Linked DNA regions of Mus musculus: region 1 is linked to region 2. Evidence: chromatin loops called from intact Hi-C (ENCODE). Cell type or tissue: heart. All regions are shown on one strand. Each heading gives the region's core, and the rest is flanking DNA. Links, peaks and the distances in the headings are about the cores only. Region 1 overlaps Atp1a4 (ATPase, Na+/K+ transporting, alpha 4 polypeptide). Region 2 overlaps Nhlh1 (nescient helix loop helix 1).

The links. A loop is a pair of places that touch in the nucleus more often than their neighbours do. Peaks named below come from ENCODE experiments on the same cell type or tissue, not always from the same donor. Only the 100,000 strongest peaks of a DNase experiment are listed, where the experiment ranks them.
Region 1: it touches region 2 in a loop (6-fold over the local background); 3 of 42 quality-filtered maps call a loop at or near these places.

What each region holds. Positions count from the first base shown.
Region 1 is chr1:172,240,859-172,256,256 of GRCm38, reverse strand. It overlaps Atp1a4 (ATPase, Na+/K+ transporting, alpha 4 polypeptide), which reads left to right. Exons shown (of 23, transcript NM_013734.1): 4 at 1,194-1,400; 5 at 2,091-2,204; 6 at 4,839-4,973; 7 at 5,254-5,371; 8 at 9,357-9,625; 9 at 11,225-11,426; 10 at 11,810-11,919; 11 at 12,096-12,230. Among named protein-coding and RNA genes, the nearest start is that of Atp1a4, 9.9 kb to the left of the region's middle. In heart, for the core only: a CTCF peak has its summit at 8,360 (motif pointing right); no DNase peak of the experiment used is centred there.
Region 2 is chr1:172,040,048-172,055,445 of GRCm38, reverse strand. Nhlh1 (nescient helix loop helix 1) reads left to right here. Exons shown (of 2, transcript NM_010916.2): 2 at 978-3,154. The coding sequence starts at 1,149. The coding sequence ends at 1,550. Among named protein-coding and RNA genes, the nearest start is that of Nhlh1, 9.8 kb to the left of the region's middle. In heart, for the core only: a CTCF peak has its summit at 8,361 (motif pointing left); a DNase peak (open chromatin) is centred at 8,365; H3K4me3 peaks cover 822 bases; H3K27ac peaks cover 844 bases; H3K27me3 peaks cover 1,092 bases.

The DNA.
Region 1 (15,398 bases), core at 5,458-10,457, 200 kb before region 2:
GTGGGGAGGAAGGAAGCCACGTGATGGAACACAGCTGCTGACTTCATGGCAAATAGGGAGATGAGGGGAGAATCCCAACATACCTTTCAAGGGCACCTCCCAGCAGTCTATTTCCTCCCCTGAACTCTCCCGACAGCACCCTCACAACACCACCATCAGCTGGGCGTCAGGTAATTTGGGGAATATCTAAGAGTCAAACCATAACTTTACCATACACTTTTTTTTTTTTTGAGGCAGGGCCTGACTATGTAGATCAGGCTGTCCTGAAATTTGGTGGCCAATCATCCATTCCTCAAGGATGAGTAAAGATGACAATGATTTAGTATTGTTACTAAAAGCTTTAGACTCTTGAGAGAATATTGAAGCCCCTTAGGTCTTTTTGAAGACAGGCTAAGGGAATGGCTGATAGGTTCTGGTAGATTCTATTATCACATAATATTAAGGAAAAATCACAGAAGCGCATGCATAAGGCCAGAATAAAATCCATACATTGGTGTCTTTAGTTTGATTTTTCCCTTGTTTCCAATTTGGAAAGCCAAAGTGTGAAGGACAAGATGTTTCCAGCATCATGGATCATGGCCCCAGTTAATCTAGTATATTATAATCATCTCTATATGTTTGTTTCCCAACTTGAGCTCCCTAAAAATAAGGAACATTCTTGAATTTCATTCATTCAATTGATTGATTATTGTGAGCACCTAAGTTTATGTGTGGAGGTATGATTGTGCCACTGCATGCACACAGAGGGCAGAGAACAACTTGTGGAATTCAGTTCTCTCTACCATGTGAGTCCAAGAATTAGACTTAGGTTGTCATGCCTTGCTGCAACCACCCTTCCCTTGAGATGGTTGTCATGCCATCTCAGAGTCCCTTTGGGTGGAGACCATTCCTATTAATGATGATATTCTCAGCTCCTACCACATGACCAAGCCTCAAGATAAAATACTCAAGTTCAAAAGGTTGTAAACCAATCCACACACAAATGCACAAACAAACAAAAAAGCTCTCTATGAGTAAGCATGCTAAATGAAACCCCTTCTACAATACAAATTCTTATTGGAAAGAATCTTCAGAAGGCTCTTCCGCGGCTGCTTTGGGGTAGACCTATCCTGAGGCTATAACCAGTAGGTCCTCTCGCTGTAACTGGTTCTTTTTCACAGCTGCCTCTCCATCCTTATTTCTTCTCTACACAGGGTCTTAGCATCCTAGAAGCCCAGGATATTCTGTTTCAAAATGGACCGAATGTACTAACTCCTCCTCCAACCACTCCAGAGTGGGTCAAATTCTGTAGACAACTGTTTGGTGGCTTCTCCCTCCTACTGTGGACTGGTGCCTGTCTCTGCTTCCTGGCCTATGGCATACATGTAAATTATTACAAAGAAAACGCCAACAAAGATAATGTGAGCTTGCTCCCTCCCCCCAAACTCCCAAATTCTCCTCACCCAAATCCCCAATAGTTCAGAAGTTTCTGGGGAAGCTCTTGATCCATCTTGGTCTCCTGCAAACTCTATCTAGAAAGCTTCTAGTTTAGCTCCCTAAAAGGCGTTATTCTACCAGTCTACTCGCCAAGTGGCCATCACAGTGTTTCTGCAGTCCCTCCCTTCCCCTTTTGAAAGATTTATTTACTTATTTAACGTATATAAGTACACTGTAGCTCATCTTCAGACTCTAGCTGTCTTCAGATACATCAGGAGGAGGGCATAGATAAATGGTTATGATCCAACATGTAGTTGCTGGGAATTGAACTCAGGACCTCTAGAAGAGCAGTCAGTGCTCTTAACCTCTGAGCCATCTGTAGTCCCCCATTTCTTATTCAGAATGCCAACCTCTTCATCTCTTGCTTTCCTTGGCTCATTGTCCACCTCCTGCCGATAGAGGGAGAGGAAGATTCTCATTCTCTAGGAGTTTTCTGACCACTCAACATAATAGGTTAGGTCTTCATTACCAAGGAGCCGGGGAGCCAACCCTTCCCAGATCCTCCTGGACCCTCAGTCCCATGACTTCCTCCAGCCAGAGGAAGTTGTTCCCTTGGCAATCTGAGGATGCAGAGGGAAAAAAGGATGTGCTAATGACACTTTCTCCATCTTCAGCTGTACCTGGGGATTGTACTATCTGCCGTGGTCATCATTACCGGCTGCTTCTCATATTACCAGGAGGCCAAGAGCTCCAAGATCATGGAGTCTTTTAAGAACATGGTGCCTCAGGTACGTAGGACTTGTGTGGGAAGAGCTAGTGAGAGGAAGTGCAGATTGTGAGGAGTTATATAATCGCTCAGTCCCCGGGGGGACTGTCACACACAGTGGGTGCGCTAAGTGGGGCTGGTGATGAGGAGCCTGGAAAGTACCAGGAGAAATGGAAATCAAGCTCCGATGACAATAGCCACAGAGTGTGTCACTGAAAGTGACAAGGAAATGAAGAATGACCCTCCACAACCTAAATAAGGACATCTATTGAAAACGAAGCCGCTGGGGAGACTGACCTTAAAGGCAATGTATTTGTGATTTGTGGAAATGTTCCAGTTTTTAAAAAGCTAAAAGGATATGGCGATATTAATATTCTGGTAAAGATATGAGTCCTGGGCCTGATGCTATGTTGGGAAATAATGCCTTAAAGAGACATTTTGGGTCAAGTGCCAAAAGCTGAAATGTATGCAGTAAATGTGAGCATTGCATTAAAATCAAACCACTTGAGACAATCACTGTGCTGTCATAGAAAAGAATAACCTAGGGGCCAAGAGATGGATCCGCAAATAACAGCACTTGCTGCTTATGTTGGCTAATTTTATGTCCACTCGACACACCCTAGCATCACTTGGAAAGAAGGGATTCAGTTAAGAAATATACCAGATTGGCATGTGGACAAGCCTGTGGTATATTCCCTTGATGGATGATTGATGTGGGAGGCTCCAAATCACTGTGGACAGTGCCACCCCTCAACTGTGTAGTCCTGGGTGCTACAAGAAAGTGACTGAGCAAGCCTAGGGAGAGCAAGCCTGAAGTAGCACTCCATGGCCTCTGGATAATGAACTGTGATGTGGAATGTTTAAGTGACATAAATCCTTTCCTCCCAAAGTTGATTTTGATTGTGGTGTTTATCCAAGCAATAGAAACCCTAAGAATCTGTTCTTGCAGAGGACCTGGGTTCTGTTCTCACATCCTGATGGTGGCTTACAACCACCTGAAACTCCAGTTTCAAAGGATTCTCACCTTCCTTCTCTTCTGCCCTCGCAGGCACCGGGCATGAACATGGTGCATATCTACATACATACATATGTATATATACACACACACACACGTATATATGTGTATACATGCATATATATGTATGTATGTATGTATGTATGTATGTATGTATGTATGTATGTATGTATGTATATATATAATATTTTTAAGAGAATGAAGATTACATAATTCTTTGAAAATGCACACAGAAGTGTTTAGGATAAACTACCATGATGCATCTAACTTTGAGACAGGAAAGAATGAAGCAACTGAGGTGGACAGTTAGTGAGTGAAGGCAGGTGGAAGTTTTATAGGTGTGCTTGTCACTATTCTTATTATTGAAGCTTTTCTGAAATTTAAATTTTATTTTTTTAAATTGAATGTTTTTAAAGGTATCTGGAAATAGTATGACAGCAGATTGGAGTTCCTAAATACAGGACTAGAGGCTTTAAAACAAAAAACAAAAAAACCATCAAGTCTCCCAACTCATGCGACAATATCATCATGTTCCACCCCTGTACCCTAGGATGCTCTTCTCCTGTTAATGTCAACATGATTTAAACCTTTCTTTGAGTAAGAGTTTTGACTGGGATCTGGGAGTTTATCGGGTGGCACTGATTGCCTAATGTACCACCCAAACATGACTTTTGTCACCGTTCTGTGCCTGTGCTGCTGCTCTGGTCTAAGCTGGCTTCAGCTTGCTCTAGGGAGAAATAGAAGATAACCTTATTCACTCCTCGGTTGAAAGGATTGAGATGTTCGCAGCTCTTGCTTGTTCATGGGAACAGAGGGGTTCCCAGGAACAGCAGGGCAAACCTTAACAGGAACAATTTTTTTTAACTAATTTATTTATTTACTTTACATCCAGATCCAAAGTTTCCCATCCCTCCTCTCCTTCCGGTCTTTTCCCTCTTCCTTCCCCCATGGTCCGCTCCCCCTCCCTTTGTCTTCAGAAAAGGAGAGGCCTCCCTTGGGTATCCAACAGCCTTGGCACATCCAGTTGCAGTAAGACTAGGTGCATCTTCTCCAGTCGAGGTTAGATGAGGCAGCCACTCAAGGGGAAAGGTCCCAAAGGCAGGCAACAGAGTCAGGACAGCCCCTGCTCCCACTATTAGGAGTCCCACAGGAAGACCACAACTATAAGATACGTGTGGAAGGACGGCCTAGGCCTAGGTCAGACTCCTGCAGGCTCCCTGGTTGTCGATTCTGGCCCCTATGGGTCCAGGTTAGTTGATTCTGTGGGTTTTCTTGGGGTGTCCTTGACCTCTCTGGCCCCTATGACCCTTCCTTCCCCTCATCAGGATTCTCCAAGCTCCACCAAATGTCTGGCTGTGGGTCTCTGCATCTGTGTATCAAATAGTTTTTTAAGCCTTTATTTTTATCATTTCTACTAAAAATCTTCTGGGCCAAAAATAAAAAATAGTTTACATGGTCAATTCTACATTTAGGGACAAAGAGATAGATCCCACCTCTTAATGGAAAGGCCATCAAAGTCCCATTGCAGAGGTTGTGCAGACAGCAATAGTAGACCTAACACAGAAGGACAGAGATGGAAGTGGGGAGGGTTGGAGCGCAACCAGGAAGTGCAAGAGGCTATCTAACATTATCTTCCTACAGCAAGCTCTGGTGATTCGAGATGGAGAGAAAATGCAAATCAATGTAAGAGATGTGGTTTTGGGAGACCTAGTAGAGGTGAAGGGAGGAGACCAAATCCCTGCTGATATCAGGGTTATCTCGGCGCAAGGATGCAAGGTGAGGAGATGAGGAAAGCTATAGGAGGGAGCCTACGGCAATGTGTGGCTCTAAGGCACGGTGAAGACCTGGGCTTAGTCATAATCCAATCTTCTTATTCAGAACCTTGAGACAGTGATGAGAGTGGTTTGGGGGAAAGAAGGTGAGGTTCTAGGAGTGCAGATATTTATCTCTGCATGTTAATGACGTGATGGTTCTGACAGATAAAGTGGTGCTGCCTTCATACATGAATCTGACCTTTGTCCTATGACTGCCTTTTAACTTCTCCTTCCCATCCCAGGTAGACAATTCCTCCTTGACTGGGGAGTCAGAACCCCAGTCTCGCTGCCCTGATTGCACTCATGAGAACCCTCTGGAGACACGGAATATCATCTTCTTCTCCACTAACTGTGTAGAAGGTGAGTATTGTATATCATCTGCAGCCCAGGCTCAAAAAAAAAAGAGGTGGAAACACATGGCTTTTAAAACCTTCTGTTTTCTAAAGGTTTCGGGGTAGGAAGACAGTATCAAGGTTGGCTTCTCCATCACTCAGGTGCTTAATGACCTCTGGGGGTGGGGATGGGGGGGGGTGGTCAAAGACATCATTTCCAAATTTGTATACTGTTAATAAAAAAACTGCTACCCATCGATTGCTTTTGGACTAAATGACATTAAATGCTTAGCACAAGGTCTATTACACTGTAAGCATCCTGAAGTTGTTGACCATGGTTTGAACTGGTGGAGAAAATAGCACAGAATAGAGGGACATTATCCATCTCTGCCAGGTCACTCTTCTACCTCCTTTTACCTTCCAGAGGAAGCTACCAACACTGCAAGCTTGAATTATCAGAGCTGTCCCTCAAACTCTGCCATTCAAACACTGGCTTTGTCCCTAGGATGAAAGAAAGGCACTCCTGAGCCAGCACTCACATCCTTCTCTCCTTTGCCCTTTGCCCTTAAGGAAACCCAAACATACTCCAGAGTCTACTTGCAAATCATCATTAATGCTTAAGATCAAATGTCTTAGTGTCTGAAGATGGGTGCTTTCTATGGAATATATAAATGTATATAACTGTAGTGTCAAGCACTATAAACAGTTTTTGTTCTGACTCTCACAATGTCACACACAAAACTCTATGAAGTCCATAGAAAGTACACGCTCACCATAGTTTAGAGTATGACCCAACAGAGAAGAGGGAGACTAGAGATTCTAATGAAAGTCTGTCTCCAAAGCCCACGCTCTTGCCTCCACTTCCCACGCTGCTCTACACAGAGTGCTAACGACCTCTCTTCATTAAATCGCTTCATTTGAAAATGTCTTAATAAGAACAATAATGTTCAATATACACTAAGGGAGAACCCAACCAGAAAGAAATTATATCATTTGATGTATACACAATGTATAAAACATAAATATTGAATGTACAGAAAAATACAAATTAGCAAGACTCCTCTTTTTTAAAAAAAATGCTGTATTTTAGCTGTTATGTTTTAGGAGAAAATTTGCTCAGGTTTATCTTTCTGAAGTAGGTTTTTCATCAGCTAAGTCTAGGCTGCTGACAAGCGGGTTAGGCAAGAGTTGGTGAAGGTACTCCAGCTGAGAAACAAGGGTCTATCTGAGAGAAAGGGGGATTTAATAGGAGACAAACAAAATCCTAATGTAGCCAAGAGGGTAGAACTAGCTAGATAGGCTAAGGGATTTTGTTTTGTTTGTTGAAATATCTCAGGTCTTGCTATGTAGCTCTGGCTGTCCTGGAACTTGCTATGTAGACCAGGCTGGCCTTGAACTCACAGAGATCCCTATGCACCAGCTCCAGAGTGCTAAAGTTAAAGAAGTGTTCTACCATGCCTGCCAAGCTAAGTTTTGTACAAGTTGCTACGTAATAGCCTTTGCCTTATACCAGTTTCCCCTTTAACCTTCACCCCAGACCAATTTACAAATTAGTAACACAAATACAGCGTTATCCTGTCCCCAGCCTTCGTTACTATGGTCCTTGATAGGCAGTGGCACAAACCTCTCTCTTTGTGTTCCCATGCTTCCAGGGAACCCGATCTCTCTCTGATGACACATGCAAGGTGTACGAGGGAGGGAACAGTCTGTCCTAAGACACAGGATATTTGCCCTTATCAGTTTTCTTCCGGTTTGATGCTAACCTGCTCCATCTCCAGACACACAGGGAGCATTTATTACATTTAATCATTTCTAGCTAGATATGTGAACAGAATGGATTTAAACGACACGACACTGTAGCCATCTTATCAAAATACAAAATACCCATCTTATCAAAAATACAAAATCCTTTCAGTATCTTTCAGTCATTTTATTACTTTCATAAAGGTTTAGAGAACCTGTCAACCAGTTCAAAGGTTGTCTGCAGTGTGTTTTACATTGTGACCCTTGCCAGAGTCTCCTTCCCCATAATACTGGCCTAATCCATCCAAGAACTCTACTATTAGATTCTTTTTTAAATAGTTTTGTGTATGTGTGTATGTGTGTATGTGTGTGTGTGTGTCTGTCTGTCTGTCTGTGTCTACATATGTGTCCTACATATACTCAGGAGCCCAAGGAAATCAGAAGAGGCAATCCCTCAAACTGCAGTTAGAGACGGCTGTGAGCCACCATGTAGGTTCTCAGAACCAAGTCCAAGTTGCCTGCAAGAACAGTAAATCCTCTTAACCACTGAGCCATCTCTTCAGCTCCATGTGCCTTGGCTGTTGCTGAAGGCAATCTTAGAACTGGAGACCACCAGCTACCCCGCGCCCCTGTGCTAGTGGGATCTGCTCCTACTGAGACACATGTATGATTTTACACTGACTGTTTGATCTTTTATTCACTGGAATAAAGTTGAGTGTCTACCATACATCCAACCGTGTTCTAGGCTTTTTCAGAGATATTTGATTTCACAGTTTTGTGGGTTCTTTGTTGTTTCTCCTCTTCCTCCTCCTCCTCTTCCTCCTCCTCCTCCTCTTCTTCCCCTCCTCCTCCCCCCTCCTTTTCAGCCTCTCAAATACTGGGTTTCTAGGTGTAACTCACAGGATCTGCACTGTGCTTCATCCCATGTTTAATAAGAGGAAGCCATAGTCTTAGGAATCATGGAACTTTATCTTGGGGTGGGGGGAACTACTTGTTTAAAAAGTTGATGGTTCAGCCTTGTGCCCTTCTGCTTCTGAGATGAAAGTTCTTTCCATGGGTTTCTGTCCTTGGTCATTCTCTGACTTGAATGGTAGGAACAACAGGCTCTATGGGGCAGCAGAAAGAATGGTTTTAAACAATCTTGTTTCAAAGTTGTGGGTGAGTGTCCTGTACCATGTGTGAGTAAAGTCAACTACATAGGGCGCAGAGCTGGTGGGGGGAAAGGCCCTGGAAAGGCTCAGGGCACAGGTGTTATGGCTGGTGCCACCCAGCAGAGGTCAGACTAGCTCTAGTCAGAAAAGCAGGGAGGGGGCTCCTCAAATAGTGACACTGAGGACTGGAGAGGTCTTTGTTCTGAGGGAGCACTGTGGGGTGCTTAGCAGCCTGTGGCTTGCACCCTTCCTTTTCCTGTCTGCACAGAACCCCTAGGTCTTACTGTAGGGATTCCCCACCAGTTCCCCATAACTCACTCAGTCAAAGTTTGCCACGAACTACCTCAAAATAGCATCAGATGAGAGCTCAGTCCCATGAGACTCTTCCTACTCCAGTCTCTAGTCCAAGTAATAGGCTGTCATCCATACTTCTGACAGGGTGGCTGTGAACTGCGATTCCCAGGACTTTTTCCTTAAGGCTCTCAGAAGTCAGGGAAGCACGTGGCCTACATTTTGCACTCATTACAGATGATAGGAGACAAGTGAACAGGCAGATGGGAGACACACACAGGGCCTGGGATGTGGGCAGAGATGTGAGGTTTCTGTATCCTGAGTATGCTATCCTCCAGACATCTCCATGTGTTTGCCAGGCTGGAAGCTCTCCAAACACAGTTGTCTTGGCTTTTAATGGATGTTTTATTACATAGACGTGACTGGTTATATCATTTGCCATTGGTAATCAACTCAACCGTCAGCCTCTCTCCCCATCCTGGATGTTGGGTTGTAGAGCTGAAAGCCCACCCTGTAATCCCATAGCTGGTTCCCCTGGCAACCTCCTCATCCAGTGGCTACCCAAGAGCCCAAGAGTTGCCTCATTAAAGCAAAAGGTTCTCTTACCACCTAGGGATTCTATGGAATTTAGAAGCTCTCTGTCTGATATTCCTATCATGCCAGAAACTATAAAGTGTCAGGAACCTACCATGATAAAAAAAAGATTCTCCTAGCAAAACAACCAAAAGATTTTAGAAGTTCAATGTCAGTAACTGGGGTGGTGATACCAGCCCAGGCAATCCTTACTCTACCACAGTAAGGAGTTATAGTGTCTTTCTTCATTCACAGGAACAGCTCGGGGTATTGTGATTGCTACAGGAGACTACACAGTAATGGGCCGGATTGCTTCCCTGACATCAGGCTTGCAAATGGGCAAGACCCCGATTGCCACCGAAATCGAACACTTCATCCATTTGATCACAGCTGTCGCGGTCTTCCTCGGTGTTTCATTTTTTTGGCTCTCGATTATCTTGGGTTACACCTGGCTGGATGCTGTCATTTTCCTTATTGGTATCATTGTGGCCAATGTGCCGGAAGGGCTGCTGGCCACTGTCACTGTGAGTAAACAAGGGTGGGGAGGGGTGACCTCTGAGCAGACAAATGACCCCAGGGAAAGGAAGTGTCCCTACTAACACTTGTTGTTAAGGAACATCTGAAGTGAGGGGTATCCCTGAGATACATAGAAGCGTCAGAAGCAATTTAGTTCCCACGAGCACTGCACTGCCTTCCTCTACCTGTGCCGCTGTGACTACTCTGTCTCCTCCGTGAAAGAGGAAGCAAGATGCAACAGAGAAAGGATCATGCTCCGGTCTCAGGTGCACTGGCTGTGTCGGCCAAAGCACTTAAGATCATCAGGCCTTGTGCATTTGTTAGTTTATAGAGCAAGATTAATTTAGGATTACTGAATTCCACCATAATGGACTTCGAGGCCACTTAAAATCAACCTTTGAGCCAACACTGGATGCCCTCTATAAAAACCCATGGAAGATAACTGTGGTTTGTTTCTGAGGGTGACTGACATAGCTCCTTTGTCTCAGCCCCGTCTTGTTCTTAGCTCACTTTAGTTAAACTGAGCAGAAATATGATTCCCTGTTCCATCCTGGTTTTCCCAACCAGAATAAGCTGGTTCTTTGTGTCCTAATGGCCTAAGCCCTCCACCCCCATGACAACCATCATGACTCCTCAGATTCTCCAAGTAATCCCTTAACCATTCTTCCTATGACACGGTCTTGGCTCTCTGTCTTACTAATAACTTGTTTGGGAAACTTGTTGCTCTAGTTTTGTTTTGTTTTTTTTTTAAGATTTATTTATTTTATGTATGTGAGTACATTGTAGTTCTCCTCAGACACACCAGACAGAAGAGGGCACCAGATCCCATGATAGATGGTTGTGAGCCACCATGTGGTTGCTGGGAATTGAACTCAGGACCTCTAGAAGAGCAGTCAGTGCTCTTAACCACTGAGCCATCGCTCCAGGCAGCATATTCTGGTTTTTCTATAGTCATCTTAAAATAGAAATAAGGATAACATTTAGGGTGTGTTAGGACTAGTTTTAAAATGCTAGGAACTAAGGATATAGTGTAAATAAATTGTAATTCCATAATTGGGATTCTATACTTACCTATTCACAGCACAATAGTTTGTTAATTTTTAAAAACCACCTTAGCTTCCATTTATGATTTTAAAACAAATGTTCTGGTTTAAATGATTTCCCCGGGGGCTTTTCAGTACTGTGACATCCTTTCCCAATGTCATTACCATTCCCTTCTGCCCAAACTTTTCAGACACTATTGGCAAGATGCCCTATCCATACATAGCACTGTATACCACAGTAAAACGTGACCCAGCGATGTGGTCCTTGTAGAGAGCGGATCTGAAAGACAGGGAGTGGTCTGGGATGGAAAAGAGGCTCCTGAATGAAAGATCTAAATGCGTCCCGGGGAAGGAGCCTGTGCTCTGTGACAGACACAGGAGTGAGGCGCACACTGAAAACTCTCGCCATAGACCATTTCCTCAGCATCCCTTACAGAGATCACAGGTGGGATTTCTAAAGACCGGGTTAGAGTAAAAGGGAAATAAAAATAATCAAATTTCCAAAGCAAAACAACCTGACCGGTCTCCACCTCGATTCATTCTTTCCCCTTTCGGTGGCCTTAGGTGTGCCTGACGCTGACCGCCAAGCGCATGGCTCGCAAGAACTGCCTGGTGAAGAACCTGGAGGCCGTGGAGACGCTGGGCTCCACGTCCACCATCTGCTCAGACAAGACGGGCACCCTCACCCAGAACCGCATGACAGTGGCGCATTTGTGGTTTGATAAGACTGTGTATGAGGCCGACACCAGTGAGGAGCAAACCACGGGTAACAAGTGGCCCTGGTAGCCAAGAGCGGAGGATTTGGGGTGGGAAGTTTAGGCGATAGATGACGCCAGATAAACAGGAGAGAGCAGGATCGTGGACAGAAGCGGGAGTGTGGGGGCCATAGGAAATATCACGCCGGGCGATGGTGGCACACGCCTTTTTTTTCTTTTCGGAAAACCAAAAAGAAAGAAAGAGAGAAGAGATACCATCTCTGTGCAGTGTTTAGGTGCGAAGATGAAAGTGAATAACCCCTGCTGCGCGCCTTATGTAGCTGAGAATGAGCTTGGCCCTCCCAGTCCCCCTGACTGACCTCCCCCTCAACGTCTAACCCCTTGTTTTAAACTCCGTGTGTTTATAGCTCTTCCTCTTCTTCTTCTTCCCTAGGGAAAACGTTTCCCAAGTCCTCAGACACCTGGTTTTACCTGGCTCGAATCGCTGGCCTCTGTAACCGGGCCGACTTTAAACCCCATCAGGAGTCTGTTCCCATAGCTAAGGTATCAAGTTGAAGTGGAAAGAGGGCACCTCAGTGACTAGTATCACCTGTCTGTCCCCTTCCAGAAAAGTCTGCTTTTCAGTGGTTTTCTACACATACCCTTCCCTCCCCGTTCTGCCTCTCTGCTTGTCCGGATGGTATACCCCTGGGACTTACTGTACACTCCCATCCTTGCAGCGGGCAACAACAGGGGATGCTTCCGAGTCAGCTCTCCTCAAATTCATTGAGCAGTCTTACAACCCCGTGAGCGAAATGAGGCAGAAAAACCCCAAGGTGGCGGAGATTCCCTTTAACTCCACCAACAAGTATCAGGTACAGAACTGACAAAGGTGGCGGGAGAACGGTGGGGGCCATGGACTCGCCAGTGGGGGGAGCTATGCCTTTGCCTCCAGCTTTGGAGCAGGGCACTCGTTCAGGAGCGCTGGCATCCCAACTAACAGGAAGGCTCACCACAAGGAAAGTGACAAACGCTAAGGAGAGAGAAGTAGGTGATCAAGGGAGAGAGTCTGAGCAGAAGGCTCACCCATGTTGCCTGCAAAGAGAGCACGTCATAAAATGCTAAGATGGGCAGAGGCAGCTGAGGCAGGATACTGGGAGTCTCACACAGCTATTAGTCTAAACCAGTGTCTGCTATGAAATTCGCCAGTGTAGACAGCTTATACCCCCCTTCCCTCCATGAAGTCCCTAGGGCAGCCATCATGAGACAGTTAGGAGTCGAATGCACGTGTGTCATATTTTTCTCTTTTTGTTTGTTTTTTGTTGTTTGTTTTGTTTTGTTTTGTTTCCGAGACTGGTTTCCTTTGCGTAGCCCTGGCTGTCCTGGAACTCACTTCCAGGGTTATATTTTTCACCTTCAAAAACATTGATTCATTATCCAGGTAGGTGAGGGAGAGAGGGTGAGTGATGGTCGGGGATACAAATAAGGAAATCCAAAGAAGCTACGCATGGTGGTTCATATAACCTCCACCTATTACCTCAGCAGCTGAGAGAGGGCTGAGGCAGAAAGATTACTCTAAATTTCAGGTAAATTTGACCTATAGTATGAGAGACCCTGTCTTAAAAAGGAGGAGGAAGAAGAAAAGAGGAAGAGGAGGATGAAAAGGAGGAAGGAAGAAGAGGAAGGAGGAGAAGAAGGAATAGGAGGAAGATGAAGAGGAGGAAGAGGAGGAGCAGTAATAGTCCATGCCTAGGGATGGGGGAGGGGATGAGAATCCAAGCTAACTTCAAAGAGGATTTCAGTAGAAAGTAGAGTCCCCTTGCTGAGGCTGGAGGCAGCCTTAAGCTAGTTTGCTCAGGCAATGGTTCCTCCAACTCCTTGAATTTCCATGAAGACCAGACATTTGAGTGTAACAGGGTTACGAAATAAGACTCCTAAGTCAGTTTTGCCCTTCTGTCTTCAGGCATAAACAAAATAACAGTCTATATGGATTTTTAAAACCCAATTACTTGTACTTTCTGATGGAGCACTAAGGGCTAAGTAGATCCACACTTCCCATCGAAACTCGCCTTAGTCACTGTGATAAAAAAGAGCTCCCGGAGCTGCAAAGAAGCTGCAAACTTTATTCCTACTTTTTTTTTCCTGACACTTGGTGGCCTCACTAACCAGACAGGAATTCTGTGGCTTGGCAGAGTGTGAGTAAGGCCTTTGGATGAATTAGGCACCTCTCCCTCCATGTGGTTAAAAATAAAAGTCGAACATATTCATGACATTGTTGGAATGTCTAACAAGGAACCAAGTCCCCCACCAAATTACCATATGAGTGCTTCTGAGCTACTGAATACCATTCAAGTGGCAGAACTGGTCTCTGTGGTACACGGTGTGTGACAAGCCAGCCCCACTGGACTCAGCTCCAGCAGGCACTAGCTCTGACAGGCTTTGAGTGAACTACTATAATTAGCTTGCTCCAAGGGCAGAGACTCCAGTCTTTGAAAGGAATGTGTCTTACTTAGCCTGTTAGTCTCTTACCATCTCTGAAATAGATTGTAGTCTGAGCATTTCTGATTTCTCTTTCTCTCTCCATCTTCTTCATATCTTCTTTATATAATCTTTATTTTGTGGGAGGTGGGGTTCACTGTGTAGCCCTGTATGTCCTGGAACTCACTTTGTAGACCAGGCTAGCCTCAAACTCAGAACCCATCTGCCTTTGCTTCCTGAGTGCTGGGATTAAAGGCATGCACCACCACCACCCTGTTCTTTATGTATTTTTAACAACAACATTTTTGGGGGGACAGGTATGGTGATATATTCCTTTAATCCCAACACTCAGGAGACAGAGCCATGAGGTCCTCTGTAAGTTTGAGGCCAGCCTGGTCTATAGAATAAGTTCCAGGCCAGGCAAGGCTTCATGGTAAAACCCAAACAAACAAACACAACAACAACAACAACAAACCCCCACCTATTTCTTTTTCCTTTCTTTCTTTTCTCTTTTTCTTTTTGAGACAGTGCCTCTCTACATAGCCTGGAACTCATTAATGAAACCAGGCTGGCCTTGAACTCACGGAGATCCACTTGTTTCTGCCTCCTGAGTGCTAGAATTAAAAACATGTACCACCAGGCCCAGCCAAAACCCCCTTTTTTGGGGGGGGTATGTCATGCATTCCACGCAGCTGTCAGGGGACAATCTGTGAGACCAGTCAACTCCTTCTACTGTCAGTCCAGAGACCAACTTCAGGTGTTCAGGTTTGGCCTCAAGCACCTTTATTTGCTGAGCCATCTTGTAAGCCCCCATCTGTAATCTTTTTTATTTTTTAGATTTATTTATTTATTTTATGCGTACGAGTACACTGTGGCTGTCTTCAGACACACCAGAAGAGAGTGTGGTTGCTAGGAACCCAGGAGCTCAAGAATGGAAGTCAGTGCTTTTAACAGATGAGCCATCTCCCCAGCTCCCCCTCCCCCCATCTGTAACCTTGTATCAAGATTTTTATTCCCTGTGACCTGGTTAGTAGAGTGAGGAGCTCTTGTGCTCCCCTGAGCCTTTTTGATTCATTCAACAAATACTCATTGGTCACTGAGAATATTGAGCTTTGTTAATCTTAAACAGCTTCCTCCTTAAACATTGTTTTTCCCTTTTAACGACTTAAGCATATCTTGAACATAACTAGGCATCCTTTAACAAATCAGCTGGAACCACATTTTACGGTCCAGTAGCTCACCCCATTCAACATCCAGGAAATGCAGTCTGGTCTCCTCTGTGTTCCCACAATTCCTTTCTGTTTGCTGATTCTGCCTCCGACAGGGGTCATAGCAGGCAGTTCCCATAAGTCAAAGAAAAGAGGAACTCTGTGGGGTGCAGAGAGATCCAAGGGAACGGCAAACCCAAGCCATCTGATTGCTCCCTCTGCTTGCTCCAGATTCTTCTCATGAACCTACCTTGCCTTGCCTTCTATCATCAGACATCTGACCAGCACGCACACAGCCTCTCAGTGCCATCTCTTGCCTGTAGAAGAATGGCTACAGGGCTAAATTATTTAAATTTT
Region 2 (15,398 bases), core at 6,175-11,174:
CAGGCGATGGCCCGTAGCAGGTGAAACACTTTCAGACAAGGGTTTTCATTTCTTCATACTCTTGCCAACACTGGTTTAGTTTTAAGGGTTTTTTTTTTAAATATTTTTATTAGGTATAGTTTTAAGGGTTTTTTGTTTGTTTGTTTGTTTCTGTTTTTGTTTTTTAAATACATTCTCTGTCTCTGGTGGATCTGAGGTGAGCTTTTACGCTGGTTTACTTCACATTTTTAGTGGTCAGTGATGTGCCATGTATTCGCATATGTATGTTGGCCATTTGTGCATTATCTTTGGAGAAATGTCTGTGCGAGTCCTTTTCTCATTTTAAAATTAGGTTTTTCGATATTTTGGTTACTCCAGACTTTTCCTTTTTTGAGACTGACTATCCGGAATAGTCTCAAATTCACAATCCTCCTGCTCCAGCCTTCTGAGTGCTGGGGTTACACAGGAGTGAGCTGCCACGCCTACGTAGGAACTGCTTCATTCATATGCTTTGCATATTAACCTATGACCAGACTCCTGGTTTGGGACCGTTCCCTGATTCCATAGGTTGAATTTTCACTGTGGCAATTGTCTAGCGTTCTACAGTTAAGTTTGGCGTCGACTTCTTTTTTTCTTTTTTCTTTTTTCTTATGCTTCTGTTCTCATATTCAGGAAATGACAGCCCAGTCCAGTGTCTCGAGTGTCTCGAAGGACTTCACCTCTGTTTACTTCTAGGAACTCAGCAGTTTTAGCTTTCGGTCCTCGGTCCTCTCGTTTGACATTTGCTTGCTTGCTTTGTCCTTCCCTCGACTTTTCTCTTTCCTCTGTTATTCTTCCTGCTCCTTTCCAACCTGCTGGTCTCTCTAGCGTTGGACAACTATGAAGCCAAGTTCGGCTCTCCTTTACCACAACTCCCAACTCACACCTCAGCTTCCCCCGACCCCCTCCCCAGCCACACCTTTAGCGGCCAATTCTCAATTCGTCTTTCTCTATTTCAGGCTCCAGGCTGGAATCTTGACCATGGAACTTTGAAGTAACTGCTTCCCAGAGCTCAGTGGCAGACCCCGGCACTCCAGGCCCTTGCTGCTTTCCTCCTAACCCTCTTTGAAGCTCCTAAAGGGAGGGGTGGGGAGAGGATCCGCATTTCCCTAGGTGGGGGGTTTTCCACCATGATGCTCAACTCCGATACCATGGAGCTGGACCTGCCTCCCACCCACTCGGAGACCGAGTCGGGCTTTAGCGACTGTGGGGGCGGACCGGGCCCCGATGGTGCTGGATCCGGGGATCCAGGAGTGGTCCAGGTCCGGAGCTCAGAGCTTGGAGAGTCCGGCCGCAAAGACCTGCAGCACTTGAGTCGTGAGGAGCGCAGGCGCCGGCGCCGCGCCACGGCCAAGTACCGCACGGCACACGCCACGCGGGAGCGCATCCGCGTGGAAGCCTTCAACCTAGCCTTCGCCGAGCTGCGCAAGCTGCTGCCCACTCTGCCCCCGGACAAGAAGCTCTCTAAGATTGAGATCCTACGCCTGGCCATCTGCTATATCTCCTACCTGAACCATGTGCTGGACGTCTGAACTCAGCCCGCATCCCACCCTGGATTCTCCCCATTTCCCTGGGCCTCTCCAGAGCCCCCTGTCACCATACATTACTTAGAATGGCCGGCCCCCTCCCATCCCAGAGGACCAGGCTCACATCGCTAGTCCTGAAGGCGGTTTCTTTTCATTGGCCCAGGAATGTGAAGGATGTTCTTATGGGTTCCTTCAGAGAGTTGTTCCGGCCTAGCTTGGTCAGAGTTGCTTGCCAGAGTGGTCAGAATGGAGTCCGTGCTGGGTTTACTAAGCCTAGCCTCTCTGCACAGCTGCTGCCTCATCTATCCTATGCCCAAGTTTTCAGAGACCCCAGACCCTAACTCTCTTTCTGGCAATGGTGGGACTCAAAATCGGAATGGGAACTGACTAGCGGCAGAGGTTGAAGGAGCGGGTCCCCAACTCCCAGACTTTTCGGTCCATTGGGGGGGGGGCAGTGGCGGGGGTGGGGGGGGGGAGGAATGGGCTCTTGGGATGGCAGAGAGATGACGGAGGTGAATCCTGGGTAGCCAGGGATTATAGGAAAATTCTGCCTTTCTTTTGTCTCTCTCAGTCCTGAGGCTTAGGATATACAGACCTCAGATCTAACTTGGTAGTGAGTGCCTTGCCTTCTTGGAGCTGTCCGGCCGCTCCCGGTCCCCTCCCACCCCTGCCACCCAGAATTCTCCCTTTCCCTGTGCCGGCTAGAAAAAGGAAAACCTTAGTCCTGGGATAAGGATGACACCCCCAAACAGCCCAGGGCACCTTGCAGAAGGCTCAGGCCCTGGGTGGGGCCGCTCCACAGCAGCTCCTTCCATCCCAGGGGACCCTTGAAAACATGCAAACCCCATCAGCTCCTCCCTCAGATGCAAGGGCATGCCTGCTACTGCCCTCTACGAATGCTCTAGGGCCTTCTTATTACATTTTTCCCCTTCCTTTCTTAAACCGCCGTGGGAAGGAAGGTGACCCGCCCATGCTGCTGAGCCCCACCCACCTGCCCATTGTAGCCTTGCGACCCAGAGTCTATGGGCCTTAAATTCCCTGTAGAAGAACTCACTGCTTTTCTCTGCTCCATCCATCCTCACACCAAACTCCTAGCTCTACAAGGATATTTATTTATGTATTTATTTATTCACTTATTTATTTATGTATTTATTTATTTATAAATATTACTATTTATTACCGAGTTATGCACTTTGGGGTAGGGTGAGGGGGGCTCCTTGCAGCTTGCTTTAGCTGAGGTCCTCTTGCTCTCTCCCGGGTCACTTCTCTTCTTCTTTCTCTAGTGCAAGTATGTGTGGGGATCCCTTCACCCACCATACTGGTACCCCTTCTTCAGCTCCATCTGTCCCTATCCCCTTTCCTCTGGAATAGTGTCCCTTCTCAGCCTCCCAGCTTCTAGGGGGTCCTTTCTCAATCTCTCCCTGCTGCCCCCACCCCGACAATCCCCCTCCAGTCCTGTGTACTCCATTCCTCTTACCAGCCCTGCTTTTCCCCAAACCACCAAGAGCAGACCCTGGGATCTGTGTCTGGTGTCCTGTGTGTCTTTGTCTGGTTGCATTCCTAATTTCCTACAAAAAGAAAAATTAAAGTGACCTCGATCTAGTACCAGATATGACTGTGACTCCTTTGTGTTGGAAAGCTGGCCTGAAGGTTATGTAGGGCAGCTATCAACAGTTCTGGCCATGGAAGCCTCTTGCTAGCGTCTGTATCATGAGAGCTTCAAGTCATAAGTAAATGAAGACACAGAAGAGGGGCGACAGAGAAAAAGAAGCTATGTATCGTTTTAGCATTCTCGGAGTGATTCTGCTTTTCACATCCTTCTCCCCGTGGTCTTGAGAGAAGACAGCTGAATGTCCTAATAGAACCTAAGTTAAACCTGCGTCCATGGGTCCCTGCTGCCGGAGAAAGCCAGGGCATAAAATCAAAGCATTTCCTTTTCGTTTACCATCTACATCAAAGTTGCTTGGAACTTCAACTCCTGGTGTGCTCCGTGCTCCCCAGCATTAGATACAGGAGAATCGTGATGGAGAGCGTGTTACTGCGAGAATGAGGATGGGGGCAGTGCTGAGTGGCTGGGCTTGTAAGGCTGAAGCAGGTAGTCATGGGTTCAAGTCTAGCCCCAACTAGAATCTAATCTATCCCCAAATCCTGCCCAAAAACATCAAAGGGGGGAAGGCGCTGAGCTGGCATCAGAGGGATTCTAGGAAGCCCCTAAAATCATTTTGGAAAGACATTTAAGCCCAGAGAACACCTTGCCCAGCTATTTTTTTTAAGATTTATTTATTATTTATTATTATATGTAAGTACACTGTAGCTGTCTTCAGACACACCAGAAGAGGGAGTCAGATCATGTTACAGATGGTTGTGAGCCACCATGTGGTTGCTGGGATTTGAACTCTGGACCTTCGGAAGAGCAGTTGGGTGCTCTTACCCACTGAGCCATCTCACCAGCCCGTCACACAGCTATTAAGGACACATCTAAAACTCAGACCCCAGATGTAGCTTCTTTTGGGGGATGCGTGGATCGATTGAAGACAGGATCTCACGGAGCTCAGACTGGCCTTAAACTTGACATATAGCTAACGGAGATCTGAAACTTGAGCTCTTGCCTGTTAAACCTCCCACGTGCTGGGATTACAGGTGTTTACTGCTATAGCTGGCCTCCCTAAAGAGACCCAGCCTGATGGGTGGTGCTCTTTTGGACCCCCTGTTTAACAGGAGAGATAAACAGAGAGGACCCCTGCATGATTAAGAAGGCAAAGGTCTGGAGACCACGCTACAAAGGAAGTAGAAGATATACAGGGGGAAGGGACCAAAGGCCTCACACACTTATCTGTCTTGACAGGAATATATTTAGGGGCTAGAATATTATATAAATAAATATATATATAATATATTATATTATATATATATATATATTATAGTATGTATTAAGGGCAGTTAAGTTGGTAAAGTATATGACTAGCATGCCTGAAAACCTGGATTTTTTTCCCTGGAGTTACATAAAAGGGGTTGTACTGACACCTCTAATACTGGCACACTAAGGTGGAGGCAGTTAGATCAAAGTTACTCTCAGCTACTGTTGAGGATCTGTGAGACTCCGTCTCAAACACAAAGCAAGCAAAGAGCAGATGTGGAGGTAAAAACCATTCTCATCCCTGATTACTAAATGAAGAAAATGGACGTCCTGTGTGCGGCCCCACACACGTCATTGTCAATGTCACTGAAATGGAGCTCTAGGATAATAGATTTTAACTCCAAGAATAACTTTGCGGTTGTTGTAGTACCCGGAACTGTTCAGCCTCAGAAACACCCAGTCTAACAAAAAGGAATTCAAGTAGAGGGGCTGGAAAAATCCAGTCTGTAGAGAGACACTTAGAGCACATTCCCACTTCAGGTGAAACACTCTGGCTGGAGACCCTGGGAGAGCCTCTCCTGGCTTTGCTTGTAAAATGGCTGAAGGTAAAGGCTGTGGGGAGAAGATGCAGAGATGTCCTCCGGTGCTTCAGATATGACTACTGCATGCCATCAGCAAGAGGGGTTTAGATCAGGGCTGGGAAGGAACTCCCAAGATTCCATGTCTGCTTCCTTGTGTGTGAGTTAAATGAAATATTTTATGCCCAGAGCCTGGTGAGAGCGTGGGCTGAACTGAGACCAGGGAAATCTGAGAACTCCAAGAGACTAATGTCCGAAGGACCCCGGAAGATCACCAGGTCCAGTTTTTTCCTCCCTGCCTCCTTACCTTTCTTCCTGCCTGCCTTCCTTCTTTAACTTATAACAAACCTCAAGGCCAGGTATCTCTATGTAGCTCGGGTTAGCCTCTGACTGGCCATCCCTCTGCCTCAGTCTCCCCAGTGCTAGAATTACAAGGGTACACGACTGTATCTGCCCAACAACTTCAACTGTTTATTTATTTACTTATTTTGAGACAAAGTCACATTAACTAGCCCAGGCTGGCCTTTAGCCTGCCATCCACCTGTTTCTGCCTCCCGAAAGCTTGGATGACAGGTGTGTGCCACCATGTCTGCTAACATCCTTTGTTTCAAAGACAAGTGCCTATATTGAGAAAGGTACCGTGACTTCCTATGATGATAGTCTGGGATTATAACCCAAGCCCCAGGGGCTGGGGTGTGATTCCAAGTATGAGCACTATGCCTTGTGCTCAGGGAGCACCTCGTGGTCCCTCCCAGGCTGGAGAGCGGAAGGGTCAGGGGCCCCTCCCCTCCCAGGTCCCTCAGGGCCTGAGGATGGCGAGAGGGGACCGCTGCAGCTGTTCTGCTGCTAACTCCAAATTTCTTCAGATAATCAATTGGCCTCGGCTGCCGGCTGCCGCTCTGCTCTGCGTGGCAGGACAGGGAAGGAGAAAGAGAGGGAGGAGAGCATAGGAGATTGGAGGAGGGGCACACGGGGGTGGGGGGGGGAAGAGTGTGACATACAAAGTGGAGTGGTGAGGGAGATGGCAGTCTCTGGGCTGAGGGAAGGAGAGAAAAGTGGGGGCTGCAGAGCTAACGGGCAGGGAGAAAGGAAAGGGACAGAACACCACGGTTCATCTCACACTGTTCCAGAACCAGCTCCTGGGCTCGAAAGTAGGGTGTGGTGACTCCTGGATTCCCAGGACCAGGGAGGCGGAGACAAGAGAAGCCCCCCCCCCCAAATTTGAAGCCCAGGCTTGGTTATATAGAGAGTTCTGGGCCAACCAGGGTTACATAGCAAGATCCTCTCTCAAAAACCCAAAGAAGAAACAAAATGAAAGAAGACAGAAACAGGAAAACAAAACCCAGATCCAGAGGCAGCGGGTTGTGAGCAGAGTGTGTGTGTGTGGTGCCGTGGGAGGGTAGGTTATGAAGGACCCAGGAGGGGGACAATCTGACTCGGCACCCCTCTTTCCTCTTCTAGCTCCCACGCACAGCATGCCCCTCTTTCGGCTGTTCATGCCCCGGTGACCACAGGCCCCTGATTTTCTAAGTCCTGTGTCTGCTATAATAATTGCTCCCCTGCCCTCTGTCTCAGAAAGCCCTTAAGTCAGTGACAGCAGAAGGCAAGACCCCAAGGGCTTCATAATGGGGTCTCTGAGCCAGCCCTTCCTTCTCTCTCTCTCCCTCTCCCTCTCCCTCTCCCTCTCTCTCTCTCCCTCTCTCTCTCTCTCTCTCTCTCTCTCTCTCACTCACACACACACACACACACACACACTGTGCTGTAGACTGGCAGACATATGGCTCCTTTGTGCCCACACAATGAGGGTCCTGTTTGTGCCCCTTTACAGCCTGGGCATAGAATGCCGGTGCTTCTCTCTCAGCTCCCCCCACCCCTTCCTTCTCAATGCCCGGAGGAGGGCTTGCCTTCCCTGCCTCCTCCTCTTCCTCTTCCTGGAAGGCCCATCCTTTATCTTCCTGCTTCTTTCTAAAGACCTTGTCTGTGCTCTCAAGTTAGACCGGGTGGAAGGCGAGAGCTAACAAGAGAGTCACCTCTACAGATCATTAACACAGAAGAACACAGAAACCCATGGGCCTGTAAGACTGGGAGGTGTGGAGTAGGGGGAGAAGCAGGCCAGGCAGCAGGCAGCAGCAGCAGTGCTGTGCTAGAGGGGAAAGCCCAGCCCATGCGTGGTAGCCAAAGGCCTGGTGGTGATCCAGTTCCCTTCCCTCGTCCCTCTACTCCTCCCTCGAACCCTCCCCCTCTCTCTCTTCTTCCCTCCATCCCTCCCTTGGTCCCTCTCTCCCCCTTCCCCCTCCTCTTCCTATTAGTATTTTTGAAACAGAGCCTCTCACTATTCAGCCCAGGCTGACCTTGAATTTGCTGCAATCCTCCTGCCTCAGCTTTCTGAGTGCTGGGATTAGGGGGTAGGGGTGGGCTACCACGCCTGGTTCATCTTTACCCTTCACACACAACAATAAACAGACTGCCTGCTCACCTGACAGCTTCTTCACCTGTGAAGTGGGAAGACAATCAAGGCCTGTCAGAGGGCTAGGGGGATTAAATGGGGTCTGCATGAAAGTGCTCTGTATGCCGGCAGTGGTGCTGCAGGGTTTTAAACCCAGAACTCCAGAGCTGGGGAGTGGGGGTGGGGGTGGGGGAAATCTCTGAGTTTGAGGCCAGCATAGTCTAGGACAGCCAGGGCTACACAGAGAAACTCTGACTTAATAAGAGACAGAGAGACAGAGAGAGACAGAGAGAGACAGAGAGACAGAGAGAGACAGAGAGACAGAGAGAGACAGAGAGAGACAGAGAGGCAGAGAGAGACAGAGAGACAGAGAGAGACAGAGAGACAGAGAGAGACAGAGAGGCAGAGAGAGACAGAGAGGCAGAGAGAGACAGAGAGGCAGAGAGAGAGACACACGGAGAGAAAGAGAGAGAGACACACACACAGAGACAGACACACGGATCTATTTATACAATACATATCAAATGATACCTCGGGGAGCACTAAGGGCCAACCTGTACTTCTGCATAGTTTGTTCACTGTGCAAAGCAATAGAAGCGAAAGGGTCTGACTTTCAGCTCTTCCACCAGATGGTGTGTGTGTGTGTGTGTGTGTGTGTGTGTGTGTGTGTCTGCTTTAGGGAGAATGCATACATCCTCAGAGAAGAGGCCCTGAGTTCAAGCCTCTCACATGCGTTCCTCAAAACTGGGCAGGAGTTAATCTTCTTTAGAGAGTTGGGAGTAAGAAGTCTGTGAGTTATACTAAGCTAGGACTGGAGAAATGATAGATAGCCAAGGAGTTGAAAAAACCGAAAAGGGTGTCAGAGGCAGCTGTAAGGGGCTTTTCCTCTTCCTTCCCCAGGCCGCTGTAAATCTCAATCATTGCTTGTTGAACACTGCCCCCTGCTGGCCACTAGCAGAGATGGTCTCCCCCACCGCCCCCAGTCTTCGTTTTCCTGGTAGAGAGGGGTTAAGAAACTGAAAATGGGGACAAAGAGCAGAGAAACTGCTGGTGGGGCTGCAACTCAGGATTCTGTTCCTGGGAGGTGAGGGAAGGTGGTACTGACTAGGTACATCGACTAGACTTTGCGTTTTATGCATTCATTGACTAGAATCTCAAATCCTTTAAGTCTGTGGTCGTTTCATTTGGTGTGTGTATGCACCTACATCTTGATGCTTGTTTCTTGTGCCCTTCCCCCCCCCCATTATTTTTAGTTGTGCGTGTGCACTTACACACATACACACACGCACACACGCACCTGCACACAACAGTGTAGGTACCACTGGAAGCCAGAAGTGCTGGATGCTCCAGGACTGGCGTTATACTCGATGTGGGTGCTGGGTACCGTACTCCTCTGCGAGAGCAGTGCACACTCATATCCTCTGAGCCACTGTCCAGTCCTTTCCTACCCTTCCTTATGTAAGAACCTGGGTGGCAGCTGTCCAATAGGGAGCTGTTTTCCCCACTTCCCTTGAGGCGTCTGCTTTCCCTCTGACTTTTACTTCTTTCTTTCAGCTCCATCAGCCACATGGCTGTTTGCATGTTCCAGTTTTTGGTCCCCCTCCTCCTCTGGTTTCTGACCCACTTCATTCTCAGTTCAGATTCCAGCTTTTGCCTAGCATGGATCACTTGATCTTCCAAGAGAAGCAAGGGGAGAGAGGTCTGAGGTCACAGCCTGTCTGCCATCTAACTCTTTTTCTTTTTCTTTTTTTTTTTCTTTTTATCCTCCATGGCATTCACATCCAGCCTTCCCTTTTATAGTCTTAGAGAGGATTGTATTTCGTCCAGTGCAACATGTATCTGCTGCAAACTCATGTGTATCCAGCGTTGCTGCAGGTTCTACTACAGGCTCTGTGCCACTCCCCTCAAATCTACTTAGGATGGGATGTGGGGGGCATAGACTTGGAAATGCATGAGATATGTGTAAGGAACAGACGTGGTACAAGGAAGGCTGATGGGGGCTGGAACAGGTAAGATCCAAGCTGGATTCTGAAGGCAAATGGGCTCCCAAAGGTTAGCAAGGTGATTATAATGAGAGCTATTGCATGCTGCCAAGAGCTCCATCACAGATTCCCTTCTCTGGACACAGGCACTCTCTTCCCATGTGTAGGAGTGCTGATTCTCTCTCCAGGACTTGCCTTGGGAGGGAGGAAGCTCCCTCCCTGGGGCGTCTGCATGCAAGGACTGGTTCTTGTGGGCTATCCCAGCCTGAGAATTCTCGTGGGATCATCGGAGACCTTTGTAGCAGTCCTATGGTTACCTCACACCTGGGAGCACTTGCCTGCGTCCAGTGTCAGAATCAAGGAACCCAGCTCCCCACTGTGGATGCGGCTTAGCAGTAGCATGCTGCTCGCTTACCACGCCTGTGTGAGGCTCTGGGTTCAGTCGCCAGGAATGAAAATAACAAACAGAACACATAGGACAAAACAAAGCAGGATTCTAGCAGGGCATGGACAATCCCAATGCTTTTGTAGCTAAGGGAAAAACAAAACTAAACAAAACAAAACAAAAGCCACGTCTATTTCCCAGGGAATGATCCTTGGGACAGGAATATTCCAGGCAGAAGGCAGCATTGATGTGAGGGGTGTGGATCCCTGAGAACGTTTTTGTTCTTGTTTTTTTTCCTAACCAGTTTGCTATTACCAGAACAAAACCACCAGGTGGAAGAGGAATGGATAGTGGTCAGGTAAGGCAGATAGTGTTCAGTCCTTGCTACCCACTGACAGGAAATCAGTAATAGGGTATAGGTGTCACCATCATTTTTTTATGTTAAAAATGTCACTTTAAGAGTCTGCAAAGACAGTCCAGCAGTTAATACTGTACACCGCTCTTGCAGAGGACCCAAGGTCTGTTCCCAGCATCTAGGCTCACAGCTGCCCAGGGGATTTGACACCCTATTCTGGCCTCTAAAGGCACTACATTTATGTGTACATGCACACATAATTAAAAATAAATTAAAATCTTTTTTTTTTTTAATGTCACTCTGAGGGTGGGAGAGATGACTCTGCAGTTAAAGGCACCGACTGCTCTTCCAGAGGCCCTGAGTTCAATTTCTAGCAACCACATGGTGGCTCACGACCATCTGTAATGGGATCTGATGCCCTCTTCTAGTGTGTCTGAAGAGAGTGACAATGTACTTGTATACATAAAACAAGTAAATCTTTTTTTTTTAAAGTGTCACTTTTGGGGCAAGCATACTGATACACTCCTATAGGCCAGGTACTCAAGAGGATCATGGGTTTGAGTTTAAGGCCAGCCTGTGATACACAGCAAGTATGGTTTAAATGAGAACAGTCCCCATAAGCTCATATGTTTGAATGCTTGGTACCTAGTTGGTGAAACTATTTGGGAAGGGTTGGGGGATATGACCTTGTTGGAGATGTGCACTGGGGTGGGCTTTGAGGTGTCAAAAAGCTTATGCCATTCCAGTTGGCTTTCTCAGCTCAGCCTTTGTTTGTGGATCAGATGTAATCTCTCAGCTACTGTTCCAGTGCCATGACTGCCTGCCTACTGCTGTGCACTGCCATGCTGGTCATGGACTCTACTGTCTGAAACTGTAAGCAAGCCCTCAATCAAATATGTTCTTTTATAAGTTATTTGGTCATGGTGTCTCTTCCAGCAATAGAAAAGTAAATAAGGCAACCAACCAGATCTTGCTTCCAACCCCATATATATATGTGTGTGTATATGTATATATACATATATATAATATATATGATATATCATATATATCATGCACACAGAGCTTGTATATAGTTAAATATAGAGATACATTGTGATATGTAACGCACACACAGACACACACACTATAGGGGTTAGACCTATGTAGGGTGCAGTTTTAGGCAGCTGCTGCAAAGCTAATTGCATAAAGTTTTGTATTTGGCCTGTAGCAATGGGGAAAGGAAAACAGGTTTAGGAAAGCTCTTTAAATGGTAAATCAATAGGTTGTGGTAACTTTGTGCACAGGTATGGTGGGAGAGGTCAGATGGGGTTTGTGATGGGCGTGGTGGCAATAGAGACAAGCAACAAGAGAACATACAAGCGATGTCTGAGGCTCCTTCTATGGAGCAGTCTAGGACATTTGCTTCTTGGGTTTGTAGCTGAAGAGCTGGGTCTCTTTACTAGAGCTCATTCCAGAGACCTCCAACTCTACCCTAAAGAGGCATCTTATCTTCTGCTCCCCACACCTCTCCTGCCACGGCCCAGCGGGGCTGACAGCGGGCAACCACCATTCCATTGCCCTGGCTATCACCCCTTCCTTCTCTTTCCTCCCCCCTGCAGCCTGTCGTCAGCTTGCCCTCAGAGGCTACCATCCTATCTCCTAGATGAGGCTGAACACTCCCGCATGACCACCAGTGCCTCTGTTTTCTTTCCAAGGAGTTCTGCAGTTGCTTAGATGCTCCCCTTACCTCCCGGGTCTCTCTTCTCCAGTCCACCATGTAGTCTGATATCAGATTTACCCAATCACAATGCAAATCTAACCAGGACACTTCTGTATCCAGGTCTTTTTCATGGCTACCCATTATTTCTAGAATAAAACTCACATTCTTTAACAAAGAATGAAGTTTTGGTTTTTGGTTTGTTTTTGTTTTGTTTTGTTTTTTTTTCATGGTAGCTCTTCAGCCACTCTGCCCAGCCTGAGATGCCACTCCATCTTTTGGTGGTTTTTTTTTTTTTTTTGTTTTTGTTTTTGTCTTTTCGAGACAGGGTTTCTCTGTATAGCCCTGGCTGTCCTGGAACTCACTCTGTAGACCAGGCTGGCCTTGAACTCAGAAATCCGCCTGCCTCTGTCTCCTGAGTGCTGGGATTAAAGGCATGCACCACCACGCCCGGCTCTTTTGGTGTTTTGTTTTGTTTTGTTTTTGATTTTTCAAGACAGGGATTCTCCCTTTAGTCCTGGTGTCCTGGAACTAGCATTGTAGGTCAGGCTGACCTTGAACTCATAGAGATCCACCTGCCTCTGCCTCCCAAGTGCTGAGATTGAAGGCGTGCGCCACCACTGCTTGGCCCATTCCTGTATTTTATGGTCTGGCAGTTCTCTTAAACTCAGCACTCTCTGACAAGTGCTGCACTGTGGAGGTTTGAATAGGAATGCCCCCCATCCCCACCCCATAGACTTACGAGGTGTGTGAATGCTTGGCCCACAGGGAGTGGCACTATTAGGAGGTGTGGCCTTATTGGAGGCGGTGTGGCCCTGTTAGAGGAAGTTTGATCCTGTGCAAGTGGAGCTTCTACCCAGGGTGGAATTCCAGTCTCCTCTTGGCTGCCCGCAGAACACAGTCCTCTTCTGCTTCCTGAAGACGTAGAACCCTCAACTCCTCCAGCATCATGTCTGCCTGCAGGCGGCCATGCTTTCCACATGTATGTTTTCTGTATAAGAGTTGCCTTGGTCATGGGGTCTCTTCACAGCAGTGGAAACCGTCACTAAGACACAGCATATGTCCTACTTCAGTGTGTAGAGTAGCCTGGTTCCTTCATCAGCCCTTACCCGGTAGCATCTGTGCTCTGACCTTCATCTGTGTAAGTCTTACTCATCCTTCATCTCCACGACCTTCTGAGATGCGGCGTCTTCCAATAGCAGCAAGGCAGACCCCACTCCACTGTGGTCCTTCTCTGCGTAAGCGTCTCTCTGTGGCTGCCCTCTCTGCATGGAGATTTATTGCTCTCTCACGTGGATGTCTATGTAACCTGGGATAGATGTTTTAAAGTCTCTGAGCAGCTCTTTCCTTACCAGGGATAGCATGTACGTCCCCACGCTGGTGCACGACAGTGCTCAACAAAACGGCATCTGTAGCAGGGTCATTAATGCTCGTATGGTCCAGTGCTTCCGACTGTTGAGTTGGCTCAGCGTCTGCTTGCTGCTACCCACCTGGACAAGATGGGTTTGTTTCTCTCCTCAGATGGGGCTTTCACAAGTTATTTCCTCCAGAGCTGTATCTTGGTTTTTTTTTTTTTTCTACTTCACTGGGATCTACAAGTTAGTTGTTTGTTTGTTTTTAAATCATGTAAAAAAATTGACAAAGTCACACATGTCTATTCCACACCATTCAAAGAGTGCTTAAGTATGTGGAGTTTGAACAAACATCCAAATCAAACCCCTGAACTGCATGCGTGTGTGTGCATGCTTGTGCAAACATGCACATGTCACTGTGTGTGTGTGTTTGTTTGTGTGTGTATGTGTTTGTGTGTGTATGTGTTTGTGTGTGTGAGTGTGTGTGTGTGAGTGTGTGTGTGTGTGTGTGTGTGTGTGTGTGTGTGTGTGTGTGTGTGTGTGTATGAGGAGACAGTTGTGGAGTGGGTTCTCACCTTCCACCACATAAGTTCTGGGGATCAAACTCAGGTTTTCAGGCTTGGCAATAAGTTCCTTACCTCGTGAGCCATCTTGTTGCCTCCCCAAAGTAATTCTCTCTCTCTTCCCTCTCTGTTTTTTTGAAAGAGTCTCTCTCTGTAGCTCTGGACATCCTGGAACTCATTGTGTAGACCAGGCTGGCCTTGAACTCACAGAGATCTGCCCACCTCTGCCTCCTAAGTGCTTGTATTAAAGGCATAGACCACCAGGCCTGTCCCCTAAAGTAACTCTTGTTAGCCATTTTGAGAAGGTTCTTTCAGACTGTATTTTACAAGTATTTGTAAACCTTGGAGCGCTAGTTTAATATTATAAGATAAAGTTGTCTTTATGGCCTGGAGAGATGGCTCAGCAGTTAAGAACACTGTTCTTCCAGATGACCCAGGTTTGATTGCCGGTACCCACATGACAGCTCCCAATTATTTATAACTTCAGTTTCAGGAGAGCCCACCATTATACCATAGGGATACCAGTTGTTTCTCCATGTTTTCTGACTTTAGACAGTGTGGTCAGACTCCTCATCCTCCCCACAGGATTGCATCCTTTCTTAAACCCTGGCTTAAAACCTGTTGCTCCTGTCAGTCACAGCAATAAGAAAAGAAACTAACAGACACACGCCACTGTTTAGTTTTCTTCTAGGGATATATTATAAACACATTCTATAACACCTTACACAGAGACTAACACCACTTTTACAACCCATACATGAGGCATGTATTGTAATCTCTTAAACTATTTCCTGCAGATTATCCATGCACACAGTTAAGCAATTGTATTTTTTATTTTTTGTTTTTTTTTTTTTTCAAGATAAGGTTTCTCTGTGTAGCCCTGGCCATCCTGGAACTTGCCTGTAGACCAGGCTGACTTCAAACTCAGAGATCCGTCTGCCTCTGCCTCTCAAGTGCTGGGACTAAAGGTGTGCACCACCACAACTGACTCTGCACATTTTCGAAAGTAGATTCCTAGAAAGCAATGTAACGAGAATGTATATTTGAGGTCTTTACATCTGTTGTTGAGGTGTGTGTGCATGTGTGCAGGTCTGCACATGCCAAGGCACATTTGTGGGGTCAGAGGACATCTTGGCTGCTACCTTTGCTGAGGCAGACCCTGTCTTATTTCTGCCGCTTTGTGCACACTGCATGTTACCTGGCCTGGGAGCTTCCAGGCTGTTCTTTGTCTCTGCCTCCTCTCTTGCTGCAGCAGTTCTGGGATGACAGATTTAGGCCACCACATCCAGCTTTTTACATGGTTTCTGGGGACTGAACTCAAAGTATTGGGCTCATCTTACAACTGGCAATTTTACCCACTGAACCTCCTTCCTGATCCTACATTTAATAGTTTGATAGGTACTGACAATTGTTCCTCAAAAAGGACAGTATTTTATTTTATTTTTTTTCTGAGTCAGGGTCACACTAGGAAGCACTGGACAGCTTCAAATGTTCAATGTTGCTTCTTGCCTCTGCCTCCCAGGTGCTAGGATCATAGGCCCGAGCCGTCATGCCAGCTTATCTGTCTTCTATTTTGAACCATGGGTGAAAGTTCACAATCCTCTACATGCTCATCCTACAGATACAGTCATCCTTTTCTT